2 separate regions of the Homo sapiens genome follow, and region 2 is linked to region 1. A link is a loop called in an ENCODE intact Hi-C map of the cell type or tissue named here. Cell type or tissue: dorsolateral prefrontal cortex. All regions are shown on one strand.

Evidence for each region. A loop is a pair of places that touch in the nucleus more often than their neighbours do. Peaks named below come from ENCODE experiments on the same cell type or tissue, not always from the same donor. Only the 100,000 strongest peaks of a DNase experiment are listed, where the experiment ranks them.
Region 2: a loop joins it to region 1, with 6 times the contacts of the local background. A loop is called at or near these places in 2 of 110 quality-filtered maps.

Annotation. Positions count from the first base shown.
Region 1 is chr5:63,397,410-63,405,409 of GRCh38, reverse strand. No RefSeq gene overlaps it. Among named protein-coding and RNA genes, the nearest start is that of HTR1A, 560 kb to the left of the region's middle. In dorsolateral prefrontal cortex, CTCF peaks have their summits at 3,570 and 3,775 (motif pointing left); a DNase peak (open chromatin) is centred at 3,749.
Region 2 is chr5:62,440,433-62,448,432 of GRCh38, reverse strand. IPO11 (importin 11) reads right to left here. Exons shown (of 30, transcript NM_016338.5): 3 at 5,350-5,450. It also overlaps the pseudogene RNU6-661P. Among named protein-coding and RNA genes, the nearest start is that of IPO11, 32 kb to the right of the region's middle. In dorsolateral prefrontal cortex, a CTCF peak has its summit at 4,503 (motif pointing left); a DNase peak (open chromatin) is centred at 4,959; H3K27ac peaks cover 959 bases.

The DNA of each region.
Region 1 (8,000 bases):
GTTTTGCTTCATGTATTTTGAAGCACTGTTATTAGCAGCATAAATGTTTAGAACCATTATGTCCTGATCAACTGATACCTTTATCATTATCAAATTATCTTCTTTATCCCTGGTAATATTCTTTACCGGTATAATTTGTCTGGTATAAAATAATTAATTCTATTGTTCTTTGATTGTTAGCTTGGTATATTCATTTCCATTATTTACTTTTAATTTGTTTCTTTCTTTATTTTTAAAATGTATTTCTTGAAGAAGGACATAATTGGATCCTACTTTTACATCCAATTTGAAAACCTATGTCTTTTAATCAGGGAATGTTGAAAACCATTTAATTTGATTAATGATATGATTAGGTTAAATCAACCATATTGCTATTTGTTTTCCATTTTCACACTTTATTCTTTTTTTTTCCTTCTTTCTGCCTTATTTTAAATTAATTAATTTAAAAATTTTGTTTTACATTCTTGACTGGCTAATTAGCTTTAACTCTTCGTTTTGTGTTTTACTGTTTGCTTTAGTGTTTATAACATGCATGTTTAATATGTCACTGTCTAGCTTAAAGTAATGTCTCACTTCACATATAATGTAAAATCTTATTAGTGTATACTCTTTATTTCCTTTTCCCAGTCTTTGTGCTGTTGTTATCATCCATTTTGCTTCTACACACCTATATGATAAATTCAGTTATTTTTATTTTTAAAAATCAATTATCTTTCAAAGAAACTTATAAATAGGAAAATTATATTTTATTTTCACATGCATACTTACTTTATCTGTTGATCTTCATTCCTTGAATAGATTGAGATTTTTATCTTCCTGAAGAACTTCCTTTAACATTTCTTTGCAGTGCTGGTGGTGAATTTTGTTAGCCTTTGTATTGCCTTTTTTTTTTCATTTTCCTTGAAAGATATTTTTGTAGAATATGGAATTCTAGTTTGATAGGTCCTTTTTTTTTCTTCCTTTACTTAAAAAAGTACTGCCACAGTAATCCTGACTTGTATTCTTATCTTCATTTTCCTATACATAATGTATCTTTTTCCTGTGGCTGTTTTTAAGATTTTTTTTCTTATCACTGGTTTTAAGCAATGTGATTATGATGTCCCTTGCAGTTTTTTTCATGTTTCTTAAGGTTGGGGTTTGTAAGCTTCTTGAATCTGTGGTTTATAGTTCTCATCAATTTGAAAACAAAAAAAAAAAACTGAAGTCATTATTTTTCATGTATTTCTCTGCCCTCTTCCTCTGCTTTGGGGATTCTATGATTTGAATGTATTTTAGGTCATTTGATATTTCACAGCTCACTGATACTGTTCATTTTTTTCACTCATTTTTCTCTCTTGAGTTCATCCAGGATAGTTTAATTGATATATCTTCAAGTTCACTAATGTATTCTTCTTCCATTTCTAACCTCTTGGCAATGCCATGCAATGCCTTTTTCCTCTTTGACATTGTATTTTTCATCTTCAAAAGTCCAGTAATCTTCCATGCCTCTCCTTAACATGTTTGTGCTTATCTGTCATCTTGAGTATATATAGAGTATATCAAAACTGTTTTTCTTTTTTTAATAATTATATCATTTTTGGCATTTCATTATTTTTTCCTCTTAATTAAGAATCTTATTTTCCTACTTCATTGAATATCTGCTCATTTCTTTATTAGATGCTAGGTATTTTGAAATTTATTTTGTTAGGTCCTACATATTCCATCTCAGTGAAATATACTTAGAATTTATTCTGAGACACAATTACATCATTTGAAAACAGTTTGATCACTTCAATTCCTGCTTTTTGCTTTGTTAGGTGGATCCAGAGTAGCCACTAGTCCAGAAAATAGAAATTCCAGCACATTAGTCCAGAGCTAATTTTTCCTCTTTAAGAGAAATATTTCTTAGCACTCTTTTTGATGCCTTGTATATTAACAAGATTATTTTTTTCATTTGAATTAGTGAAAACACAAACTATTCCTGGCTCTGAGTGAGCTGTAGGGATTGTTCTGATTATTCCTTTCTGGTGATTTTTTTTCCCCTACCTTCAGATAATTCCCTTACGTGAATGTGCTGACCAGCATTCAGCTGAAGACTTTACAGGAGCCATCTGCAGACATTTGGATGTCTGTGCATTTCTCTTCTCTCCAGTAACCTGCCCTGCAAATTCTAACCACTTTGACTTCTCAGAATGTTCAACTCTGTCCCTTCAACTTAAGCAGATAGCCAGTTGAGCTGTGATATTTGAGTTGTGCTATGGCCTGGAAATTCTCCGAGCAGTATGCACAGCAATCTTAAAGCTCATTTCATTAGTTCTTCTCTCCTAGGTGTTACTGTCTGCACTGATTGTTCTCTGATACTTGAAACATCATTATTTTCATATATTTTTCTGACGGTTCAGTTGTTTAACATGAGAAGCCAAATCTGTGCTCTGTTATTCTATCATGGCTGGAAATAGAAATTCCAGTGCATTATTATTCAAGATAATTATCTTAAATACATATCTTAATATGTATTCATAATAATGATGTTTTAATTTTACAAATTAATTAAATATTACAATTTTTATCAGGCTTTCATAATTTTTGCCAAATTCAAATATTATTTATAATTAATCTTTTCATCTATACATTCTAAAAAATTTTAATAGACATGGCCTATGTCCTTGAAAATATTCTGAGTTTGGGTAATACAGAAGTGAAAAAACATATGCAGTCTCTGATCTTATGGAACTTATATAGTAGCTATAAGATATAGATAGTAATTATATATGCAAACACAGAAATATAATAATATAATGATATATACAACAAAGTAATAGAAGAGTGCATAAAGTCAGAAGTGGTATTGAGGTGGGTGCCATATTAGCCAGGATGATGAGTGAAAGCCTCTGTGATGAGGTGATATTTAAATAAGGTGATAGTTCACCTAAGAACTAAAAGGGTGTGGGGTGAGCTTTGTTAATAACTTAGGAAAGCATGTCCAGGAAAAAAGAACAGCACATCAAAAAGGGTGCTTTTGTAAAACAAACAAATATATATGTATATAATTATATACATAATTATATAAATTATATATTATATATAGAGAGAGAGTGAAATGGAGTTAACAATTTTCAGAATAAAATAAAATGGTACTGGAGAGGTAGGCAGATACTAAATTGCAGAGCCTTGTAGGTTGTGATTTATGCTTTCAGGAAAGCGATCTAACTAACATATGGAATGGATTCTAGTGGTAAAAATGGAAGCAAATGCAGATGCAGTAGTCCAGATGAGCAACAATGTTGGCTTAGCCTTGATGATAAATAGATTTAAAAAATACCTTGGAGGCATCAGCAATCAGATTTGTAGATAAAGTCTACATGTAGGGAAGAGAAGGGTGATTTGAGGTAAAGAGATGAATCAAGGAAGAGTTGAAGATTTCCGCGTCTTTGATTTGAAAGATTGGGTACATGGCATAACTTTTTACTGAAATGGGGAAAGTAAGAGAAGCAGGTGTAGAAGAAAAGTAATAAATGTTCTATTTTCAGTGTGTTAAATTTCCAAGTGGAAATGTCACGTAGGTTGTTGAATGTATGTTTGGACCTCAGGGAAATGCCAAGACTGAAAATTAAAAAAAAAACTATTCATTTGGCATTGTATAATTTCATTTGCTTTTACCTGGTGACATTGTTCTCTTTGAGAAATATTTGGCCTGCTTCACTCAGGACCCCAATTATTCACCTTTCAGAGGCCTAATGTTATCTTCGTTCTTCCAGGCTACAGTTAAACACAGGCGGGGCTGGAGTGCCCTCTGGTGGATAAACTGACAAGGTTTGGGACACTGGAGTATGGACAAGCTAAAATAGGAATTAGGGACTTCCCACACAGGTGATAGAAGAGACAACCATAAGAGCATAACTACATGAATTGTGTTAGCTGTTAAGAAGATAAATCGAGTAGCTGAGTACTAGTATAAAAGGGAGAATGTGTGTTGTGTAATCGAACTGCTATTCACTTCTAGCCTGATTTTATGTATAGAATGCAGTCCCAGTTTTGAGAAATAGGATTTTTTAAAGCAAAATCAGAAATCTATACCATTATTTAAAGTTTTTGATTTGTAACTATTAGCTGCTATTCAGATTGAAAATACTATATAGGGTAAAATTATGCAATAAAAGATGTGTGTAGATAAGACTGGTGGATTGTAGTTATGTCAGTATCGTGGTGGTCATTCTCTACAATTGCTTTGCAAGATGTGATTATTGGAGGAAACTAGATAAAGAGTCCATTGGATCTCTCTGTTGTATTTCCTACAACTGAATATGAATCTATAATTAGCCCAAAATGAAGAGTTTAATTTTTAAAACTAATTTTTCCATGGGTCAAATTCAGCCCAGGGACCATTAGTTTGCAACTTTTATCTCAAGGAGAGAAGACATATACAGTGGTGCAGTTTAAAAATGGGACCCCTAAAATTCTATAGAAAACAATGAAGTATTTGTTTGTCGGCATAACAACCAAATCTTAGGCACATCTATAACGAGTAAATGGAGCTCCTGCCCTTTGCCCTCAAACACTACAGGAAGAATGGTCAAGATGGCAAAATATGGGCAATTATTTGGGGAAGCCAGAGGGGTTGTAATACCAAATTCCAAGAAAGTAAATACTGCTCTCTGGTTCTTACCTGCCAATATTTGAAGTGATGCCTTATGTCAGAGGAAAGTTAGTAATCCAGAAGGCATGAATGTACCACCCTCTTTTTGGATGAGTTACTTATTTGACTAGTTAACAAAATGGAAGAGCATGGTTTAAATGGATTACCAGTTTATAGATGAGACAATTGAGAGGTAGACCTTTCAGAGCTTGAGAAAACATACAGACATACATTTATTTTATTGTAATTTACTCATAAAGAGGTGTTGCCTCTGTATTTACTTTAGAGAATACACACGGTCCCCGACTTACAATGGTTTGACTTAAGTTTTTTTTAACCTAACGATGGTACAAAAGCAATACACATTCAGGAGAAATTGTACTTCACATTTTGAACTTTGATATTTTCTTGGGCTAACCATATGTGGTACAATATTCTTTCCGGATCCTGGGCAGTGGCAGTGAGCCACAGCTCCCAGGCAGCCACATAATCACAAGGGTAAACACCAGTACTCCACAGTGTACTGTGTTGCCAGATGATTTGTCTTACTGTAGATAAGGTAAGTGTCCTGAGCATGTTGAATGTGGGCTGGGCTATGCTAGGATGTTTGGAGGGTTAGGTGTATTAAGTGCATTTTCAACTGACAGTATTTGAAACCTTCAATGGGCTTATTGAGTTTGTCAGGATGTAGCCCCTTTGTAAGTCAAGGGGCATCTGTACATGATACGGTTTTTTTTTTTTTTTAATGGGCCTAGTTTCTTATTATAGTATTGCAATCAACTTCAAAAGACATCAAATGTTTTACAGGAATTGCATTTCTTGATCCAAGAAATTTATCCTGTTGCTCATTACATAAGTTCTGTGCTACACATTGCTCAGACAGCTTATACTCTTTACCCCATTCCTAAGATCAGTAATTACGCCCACCTAGTTGATTAGTGAAGAAGGAAAGGAGAGGATGGAAGGAAGAACAATTTGCAGAGGAGTCAGCAAGAGGTCTTGGTAATGGAAGCTAATGAACTGGAAAACTTTATTTGAAATTGTCATCCTCAATAGCACACCTTCCAACCCAGCATCATCACCATAGATATTGGGGTTGGAGTTTGATAATTAGTCACAGTCTTTTTTCTACCCCATGATTTGACATAGGCCAATGGAAAAGTAGACATTTGTAACAGACATATGGAAACCAAATATCAGCATTACCACTTATAAGGCTAAATTAGAAATTAGACTACAGACCATATACTTTCTTCCAAGTCTAGCTATTGGAATTATCTGTTGGATGGCAAATGTGGGTCTACAGAGTTGAAGCAAGAAACTAGAAATGTTCATCCAGTTATGATCCAGTGGTAGAGAGAAGAAGATAATGGGGGAGGGGGAAGGTAGAAAGGGGAAGAGAGAGAAAGACACCTCCATTCCAGGACATAAAAGCAAGACAACCCAAAGTAAAACTGTAAATAGATAACATCTGTCTTAGAATAACCTCACTTAAAAAATATTTTAAATTATTCTATATACGTTAATCCAGAATTGTGCTTGGCTTTGAAATACAATCGTAAACAAGAAATAGTTCTTGTAGTATGGAAAAAATTCCATAGTCTAGAAGAAGAGCTATAAATAGACAAGGTCAAGATATACTTATCTGAAATGACTATATAAATTATGTCATTATGACATAATAACATGCATAATAATGTAGCATGAAAGTAAATATATTAAATGTTGAAATAAACATAATTATGTTCTTTAATAAATATGTACTTACATATACTGGTATATGTAGTTCAAAATAGGTCTCAAAAGTATTGAATTTAAAAAACAATAATATGATTTTTAGTTGGCCAGATGTGTTTTGTTGTACTTCTTTATTTTTTATTTATTTATTTATTTATTTATTTATTGAGATGAAGTCTTGCTCTATCGCCCAGACCACTCTCTAGGAGAGCCCTGACTGGGAAAGAAGTTAAATCTGCATGTGTCAGTCAAGTAAGAGGAGGCCATAAAACAAAAACACATGACATAACAGAAAGTATATTATTCTCAGATCCATGAGAGTAGAGAGATGCCTCTGGGAGCCAATGAGAGGTCACAGGGCAATGTGTTCAAACAGCAGGTGGGGAGCAAGAGAGACAGAGAGAGATAGACCTATAGCCTGAGGCTTTACTGGGATCCAGGACATTACCCCAGCAAGTTTCCCACATGGAGTTCTAATTGGTGGATGCAGAGCAAGCGGGTGTGAGTCACATGTGGTGACTGGGACAGGGAATGCTCCCTGTAGCATACCTGCATACTGAGTGGAGAGTGGAGTCAGTGAGGTGAGTCAAGGAGGTTATCTCTGCATATCCCATGGGGAGTTGGACACTAGGAGGTGGTTACTTAAGGCAGATATCTGGATGGACCACACTTAGAATCAGAAAGAGCTAGAGAAATGAAAACTGTGTCAAGAGTTACTAAGCCCTTCTTCTGGTATGCGAAGTTAAACCTAGGTTCAGAATAGATGCTGAGACACCATAAAACTATAAGAATTGACAACATCTGCATTCTATGGAGGAGGAGACTGGCTTCTTTCTTTGAAGTAGATTCTTCCTTTATTCTGATAGGGGAAATTTTGTTGATCTCTTTTACCCATTAAAGAGAGGTAAAAAAAAAAAATGGCAGTTTACAAGCTAAATCAAAATGTCAATATTCTGTTCACAACAGTGTGAAGACTGTTGTCTCTGAACATGTAATCCAGGTATTCACAGTTCCCAGCACTCCATATTGTCATACACTTGTTGCTTGACATATCATTTTGTTTATCTATCTCAGCAGACAATTGAGCTTTGCCTATGTTACTGTTAATGCCTCTCTCCAGTCTTGGGGAGGCCCTGAGAAAGTGACAGAATCCAAGTACAGGCCCTTCAGTCTTCGAGTATGTGCTCTATTTAGTAATAAAAATGAATATATAGTTAGAACAAATCTTCCCCTACTAGTTTAATTTTTTGTTCCTAAATCTAGATTTCTATCATTTTTCTTAGGTTATTGAGTATTCATAGGTCTAAACAGTTGTTTACATTCAAACCCTGTCTTTTCAATTGTGAGTTTGAGGAGGCTTCTATCAGAGAGAGACCCAGTCTACCCATTTTACTTTCATTTTTTTTTTGTTATTTATCTTCAGAAATTTCTCTTTTTAAAAGGAAAATCTCCTTCCCCACTGTCCGTATCCCTTTTTTTAAAGCCTATTTTTCCTTCAGTGGCAAAATCTAGTCCTAAAATGTTGTTTAAACTTAAGCATATGAATTGTTATCATCATTTTTTTTTTTGGCAACAAACATATAAGTTTAAACTCCCATCCTGAACCATAAGTCACTGGTAACTAAAGCTAATAAAGCCACAGTCTAAA
Region 2 (8,000 bases), 960 kb after region 1:
CTTGAATATAGTTGTCCTCCCTTACTTTCCATGGTTTCAGTAATCTACCATCAATGAAGCAGATTCAATGAATGGAATGGAAAATTCACAGGTTTTGAATAGCGTAGCATCCTGAATAGCATGATGAAATCTCATGCTGTCCTGCCCTGTCTGGCCTGGGACATGAATTATTCCTTTGTCAAGCACACCCATGCTGTACATGCTACCTGCCCACTAGACATCTAGTAGCTATCTTGTTATCAGACTGAAAAAAAAAACATACTAAATAAAGGACTCAGGACTATCTGCAGTTTCAGGCATCCACTGGGAGTCTTGGAACCTATCACCTGCAGATAAGAAGAAACTACTGTAATCCAAAGTAAAGCAAGAAAGAAAAAAAAGGGGACAAATAACAAGACACACAGAAAACAAAGTGTGAGGCTGGACACAGTAGCTCACGCCTGTAATCCCTGCACTCTGGGAGGCCGAGGCAGGAAGATCACTTGAGGCCAGGAGTTCAATACCAGCCTGGACAACATGGCAAAACCCTGTCTCTACTAAAAATACAAAATTTAGCTGGGCGTGGTGACTGTAATACCAGCACTTTGGGAGGCCAAGAGAGTTGGACTGCTTGAGCTCAGGAGTTCGAGACCAGTCTGATCAACATGGCGAAACCCTGTCTCTACCAAAAAATACAAAAATTAGCCAGGCATGGTGGCACGCACCTGTGGTCCCAGCTACTCCAGAGGCTGCAGTGGGAGGATCACTGGAGCCTGAGAAGTCGAGGTTGCAGTGAGCCATGATGGCACCACTGCACTCCAGCCTGGGTGACAGAGCAAGACCCTGTCTCAAAAAAAAAAAAGAATAAAAAAACAAGGGTACAATCATAATGCAATGGAGAAAGAACACGTCCCTACTTCACATAAGCACCTTGTACAAGAATAAATTCCAGAAAGATCATACACCTAAAATAGAAAAGGAAAACAAAGCTTTCAGTAGAAAACAGAGTATTTTCATGACCACAGGTTGAGCAAAAATTTCATAAATAGGCTGGGGGCACTGGCTCACGCCTGTAAATCCCAGCATTTTGGAAGGCCAAGGTGGGAGGGTCACTTGCAGTCAGGAGTTCAAGACTAGCCTGGGCAACATAGCAAGACCCCATCTCTACAAAAAAAATTTAAAAATTAGCCACTGGCGGCACACACATGTAGTCACAGCTACTCAGGAGGCTGAGGCAGAAGGGCTGCTTGAGCCCAGGAGTTAGAGGTTACACTGAGCTATGATTGCATCACTGCACTCTAGCCTGGGCAACAGAACAAAACCCTGTCTTCTTAAAAAAAAATATATATATATAATTATGAACCAAAAGAAATAATCATAGAAAGGTAATTAAATTAAACTTCATTAAAATTAAGGGCTTCTGTTCATCAAAAGACATCATGAAGAAAGTGAAAGGCAAGTCACAAAGTTGATTTTTTTTTTTTTTGCAGTCAGAGTCTCGCTCTGTTGCCCAGGCTGGAGTACAGTGGCATGATCTCAGCTCACTGCAACCTCTGCCTCCCAGGTTCGAGATTCTCCTGCCTCAGCCTGTTCAGTAGCTGGGAGTACAGGCTTACACTACCATGTCCAGCTAGTTTTTGTATTTTTAGTAGAGATGGAGTGTCATCATGTTGGCCAGGCTGGTCTCGAACTCCTGACCTCAGGCGACCTGCCCGCCTCGGCCTCCCAAGGTGCTGGGATTACAGGCATGAGCCACTGCACCTGGCCTAGGAGAAGATATTTGTAATACGTATATTTGACAAAGGACTCGTATCCAAAATAAAAGTCTCATAAATCAATAAGATAACCCAATTTTTTTAAATGTGCAAATAACAGACCCTTCACAATAGAGGATATCCCAATGACCAATAAGTACATTAAAAAGTACTCATCATTCATAAAGAAAATGCAAACTAAAATTACTAAGCTCACCAGAATGACTAAAATGAAAGATCAGACCAAGTGCTGATAAGAATGCAGAGCAAATACAAACACTCGTATGTTGCTGTGGAAGTGCAACCTCGTACAACCAGCCTAGAAAATTAATTAACAATATCTACTAAAGTTGAACACACATGTGACTATAAATAGTAATAAAATGCACATGTGTGTAAAAGTTTCTGGAGTGCTATAAGTGTTCTATCTAGTTCCAACTGGCAGTTACACAGGTGTCTTTGCATTATAAACATTCAAACTACACCCTTCATTTGTGTACTGTTTTAAAGTCTGTTATACATTACACTTCAAAGAAAGTATTTTAAAACCTTAATGACTTACTCAAAGTTAATAAACAAATGAGAAAACAAGATTAAGATAAACATTCAGGTCATTAAAAATGATCTCTCTAATCCTTTTATGACTATGCTATACTTTCCAACTTTAATAGTTCCCTTCTACTATCAAACCCCTGACATAATGTGTTCTCCTACAATATTTTGCTTTAAACTTGTAATTGAACTTTTCTTTTATGCCAAGGAGCCAGGTTTAGCAGTTTGCATAACTCTAACTACAATAAAAGTGTACAATGACTATCTATCAAAATAGATTATGCAAAAAAAATACAGATGATACTGACTTACGATGGGGTTACCACCTGAAAAACCCACAGTAAATACAAAATGTTGTAAGTCAAAAATTTATTTAATATATCTAACCTACTGAACATCATTATCTTAGCCTAACTTACCTCAAACATGCTCAGAACACTTACATTTGCCTACTGCTGGGCAAAAGCATCCAACACAAAGCCTATTTTATAATAAAGTAATAAATATCTCATGTTAATTTATTGAACACTGTACTGAAAATGAAAAATACTGTATTGAAAGTGAAAAATAGAATGGTTGTATGGGCACTTGAAGTACAGTTTCTACTGAATACATATATATTGTTTTCGCATCATAGTGAAGTAAAAAAAAAATCATCAAATCAAACAACCATAAGTCAGGGATTGTATACATATTAAAGAAACAAGCCATTAACCTGAAGAAAATTCACATCTTTAACAATTCTCTAATAATAATTAACATTCCACCTTTAATTTTATGCATGTTATCATTAGATGAATTCAAACTATATGTCAAGCAGAAATTGGACAGTATTTAATTAATTAGGACCCAGATACACTGCAATGTATATGGTAATGGTAACAAGCTTGTTAGTTAATTCTCATTCTGTGAAAATGGTTAAGAGTAGGATCTATATAAAATGAAACTGATAAGTACAGAAACAAGCATCTTTTTAAAAAGTCTTAAGTTTATAAGTTCAATTACTAAACTGCCACTCGTGCTCCAGCATCCTCTCCTTTCCAGCTTTTATTTCAATATATACTAAAAGAGACAGCTTGGGATTTAACTACCTAATATTGTATAAATTATCTCATAACTTTTTAAATTTAAGCTAAATTCTAGGTTCTAATTCATTATGTAAAAGTACAACATGAAATATTTAATAATTTACTTTCCCTTCAAAACAATCATTTATATATATATTTATATGTATGTTTATATATATATACATATATATATGTCTCTCTCTCTCTCTTTTGAGACATAGTCTCACTGTGTCGCCCAGGCTGGAGTGCAGTGGCACGTTCTTGGCTCACGGCAACCTCTACCTCCCAGGTTCAAGTGATTCTCCTGTGTCACCCTCCCCAGCAACTGGGATTACAGGCATCCGCCACCACACCTGGCTAATTTTTGTATTTTTAGAAGAGGTGGGGTTTCGCCATGTTGGGCAGGCTGGTCTCGAACTCCTGACCCCAGGTGATCCTCGACCTCCCAAAGTGCTGGGATTACAGGTGTGAGCCACCGTGCCCAGCCAAGACAAGCATTTATAATTGTATCCTTTATATAACCACTAAAACAAAATGAATTTTAGCAGACACGTAAAATTCAATTGGACAAAGCAGTAGAAAAGTGCTGCTGGGCCATTGCCTATAAACAAATAATGCACATTTTCTCATCACTACTTACCATATTTCTCTCCAAAATTATGAATTAATCCTATGTAAAAAATTACTCCGGCCGGGCACAGTGGCTCACACCTGCAATCCCAGCACTTTGGGAGGCCAAGGCGGGCGGATCACCAGGTCAGGAGATCGAGACCATCCTGGCTAACACAGTGAAACCCTGGCTCTACTAAAAACACAAAAAATCAGCGGGGCAAGATGGCAAGCACCTGTAGTCCCAGCTACTCGGGAGGCTGAGGCAGAATGGCCTGAACCCGTGAGGCAGAGCTTGCAGTAGGCCGAGATCATGCCATTGCACTCCAGCCTGGGCAACAGAGCGAGACTCCGTCTCAAAAAAAAAAAAAAAAGAAAAAGACATGTCTGCTTTAAACCGTAATATAGTATCCCAAGTGCAGCCTGAAAATATTCTTGTTGTTTCCAATATTATTCAAGGACATGTTTTATATGCATTTTGAAGTATTCAGACTGAGAAAAAAGGTCTTACGGCTTTTAAGAATTTAGAGAGCTATAGTGCCATCTACTGGAAAACACAGATTATGTTACTTCTTAAGCAAAATTCACTACCATATTTTCTATCAAACAAATCCCAGGGTCATGTCTACAATGATTTTGCATTGATTATATAACATGTAAAATTAACTACTAAATCTGTTAACCACGTACATAGCAGTTATAACTGAATACTAATGTGATTACAAATGTATACTACTCCATTCCCACCATAGAGAAAGAATGCATAAGACTCAGAAATTAACACCTAGCTGGTTCAGAGTTGACCTGGGATTTCCTTCTGAATGGCTTTTTTTTTCTTCCAAATCCTAACCTTATATTTCTCTTTCTTTTTTCTTGAGATGGGGTCTCTCCATGTCGCCCAGGATGATCTCAAACTCCTGTGCTCAAGCAATCCTCCTGCCTCAGCCTTTTAAGTGGGTACGACTAAAACAGAGGGCTTTTGTTCAACATGACTGACTCAGCATGATCCTTGCAAGCAGAGGGCCAACATCACACGCACACGCACACACGCACACACACACACACACACACACACACACACACACACACTCAAATGGAAAACCATGAAGAAAACAATAATATAGCTGTTGATTTGTCATTACCTAAATAGAACACTTATTCAGTAGTAAACACTTTTTTTGCATTTTTTTTAAATATCAAACACTTCACAAATCTCCACATCATCCTTGCACAGAGACCATGCTAATCGTCTCTGTATTGCTCCAATTTTAGTATATGTGCTGCAGAAGTAAGCGCTAACACATCCTTTTACATAAACAAGTATTCTTACACCTTCCTGAATTTGGGAAGGATTATACTCAAGGAATAGGGGAAGTGATGGAACTTACTGAGGTGCTACACGTCTCCAGTAGCGATCAATTCCATGTTTAAAATACAGTACAGCAAGCCACCTTACATTTATATCCAAAGTGTGGTTGGTGAAAATATTCTATAAATAAAAAACATAATATTAGAATTAGCATGGAATAAGTAAAAAGTATAATTAATGTACCCACAATAAAGTATGGACAGATCTTTGTTTTGTTTTGTTTTGTTTTGTTTTGTTTTTGAGACAGTTTCACTCTCGTCGCCCAGGCTGGAGTGCAATGACACGATTTCGGCTCACTGCAACCTCCGCCTCCCAGGTTCAAGAGATTCTCCTGCCTCAGCCTCCCAAGTAGCTGGGGTTACAGGTGCCTGCCACCAAGCCCAGCTAATTTTTTGTATTTTTTTTTTGTAGAGACAGGGTTTCACCATGCTGGCCAGGCTGGTCTCGACCTCTTGACCTCAGGTGATCCATTCGCCTTGGCCTCCCAAAGTGCTGGGATTACAGGCATGAGCCACCACACCCAGCCTGGACAGATCTTTTAATTAAATTTGTTTATATTCTATCACTACATATATCATATCGATATTTATGAAGTATATATAGTTCTACAATTCATATAAGAAGTACACCTGCTCAGTTGTATGTTAACTGTTCAAAGCTGAGTAACACACATGTAGAGTCATTGTACTATTCTGCTTTAAGGTGTGTTTGAAAATTCCCCTAGTAAAAAAATTAAATTCAGAAACAAGCAAACCTAATTATTTTTCAAATGAATACCATAAGCCCATACATATTCAATAAAATATATAACTTCCAAATTAGAAAAAGTAGGCCCACTACAGCATAGATTCAAAGATTCTAAGGAGTCAAGGCCCCGGGGTTAATACATGCTATGAAATAAAACTATTTCATAGTACCCTCCTTATCAAAACAATTATCCTTGTAAATAAGTTTGATAAAGCTGGGCGCGGTAGCTCACGCCTGTAATCCCAGCACTTTGGGAGGTCGAGGCAGGCGAATCACGAGGTCAGGAGATCGAGACTATCCTGGCCAACATGGTGAAACCCCATCTCTACTAAAAATACAAAAATTAGCTGGGCATGGTGGCGCATGCCTGTAATACCAGCTACTCGGGAGGCTGAGGCAGGAGAATAGCTTCAACCAGGAAGGTGGAGGTTGCAGTAAGCCGAGATCGCGCCACTGTGCTCCAACCTGGTGACAGAGTGAGACTCTGTCTCAAAAAAAAAAAAAGTTTGATAGCAGAACATTTTTAAGAGATATAAAGCGGCCGGGCATGGTGGTTCATGCCTGTAATCCCTGCACTCTGGGAGGCCGAGGCAGGTGGACCACCATGAGGTCAGGAGTTCGAGACCAGCCTGGCCAACATGATGAAACCCCATCTCTACTAAAAATACAAAAAATTAGCTGGGTGTGGTGGTGCACATCTATAATCCCAGCTGCTAGTAGGCTGAGGCAGGAGAATTGCTTGAACCCAGGAGGCGGAGGTTGCAGTGAGCAGAGATCGCACCACTGCACTCCAGCCTGGGCAACAAGAGCAAAACTCTGTCCCATAAAAAAAAAAAAAAAAAAAAAAAAAAAAAAAAAAGGCCAGGCACAGTGGCTCATGCCTGTAATCCCAGCACTTTGGGAGGCCGAGGGGGACAAATCACCTGAGGTCAAAGGTTCAAGACCAGCCTGACCAACATGGAGAAATCCCGTTTCTATAAAAATACAAAATTAGCCAGGCATGGTTGCGCATGCCTGTAATCCCAGCTACTTGGGAGGCTGAGGCAGGAGAATCACTTGAACCCGGGAGGGGAGAGGATGTTGTGAGCTGAGATCGCACCATTGCACTCCATCCTGGGCAACAAGAGTGAAACTCTGTCTCAAAAAACAAGAGAGATAAAGCTACATGTGATGTGAATAATCTCAACTCAACATTAACCATTACTCAAAAAAAGTATGCATTATGTTAATCCAAATAATAATAATGACTATAATTATACTATGTCTCAGACCAAAAACAACTCAAATTCCCAAAGGTGACCTCTTAAACCTTGTATAGGAAAACCCCAAAGCCAAAAATGATGTGGAAGTATGTCCTTTGCTATAGAAAAACATTTGTAAGTTTTTTTTTTTGAGATGGAGTCTCACTCCCGTTGCACTGACTGGAGTGCAGTGGCGCGATCTTGGCTCACTGCAACCTCCACCTCCCGGGTTCAAGCGATTCTCCTTCCTCAACCTCCCGAATAGCTGGGATTACAGGCATGCACCACCACTCCCGGCTAATTTTTGTGTTTTTAGCAAAGACGGGCTTTCACCATGTTGGCCAGGTGGGTCTTGAACGCCTGACCTCAGGTGATCCACCTGCCCTGGCCTCCCAAAGTGCTAGGATTACAGGGGTGAGCCACTGTGATCAGCCAAGTATTTTTTAAAAAGGAATGCAGGCTGGGCGCAGTGGCTCACGCCTGTAATCCCAGCACTTTGGGAGGCCGAGGTGGGCAGATTATTTGAGGTCAGGAGTTAGAGACCAGCCTGGCCAACATGGTGAAACCCTGTCTCTACTAAAAATACAAAAAATTAGCTAGGCATGGTGGGGGGGCGCCTGTAATCCCAGCTACTCAGGAGGCGGAGGCAGGAGAATCGCTTGAACCCAGGAGGCAGAAGTTG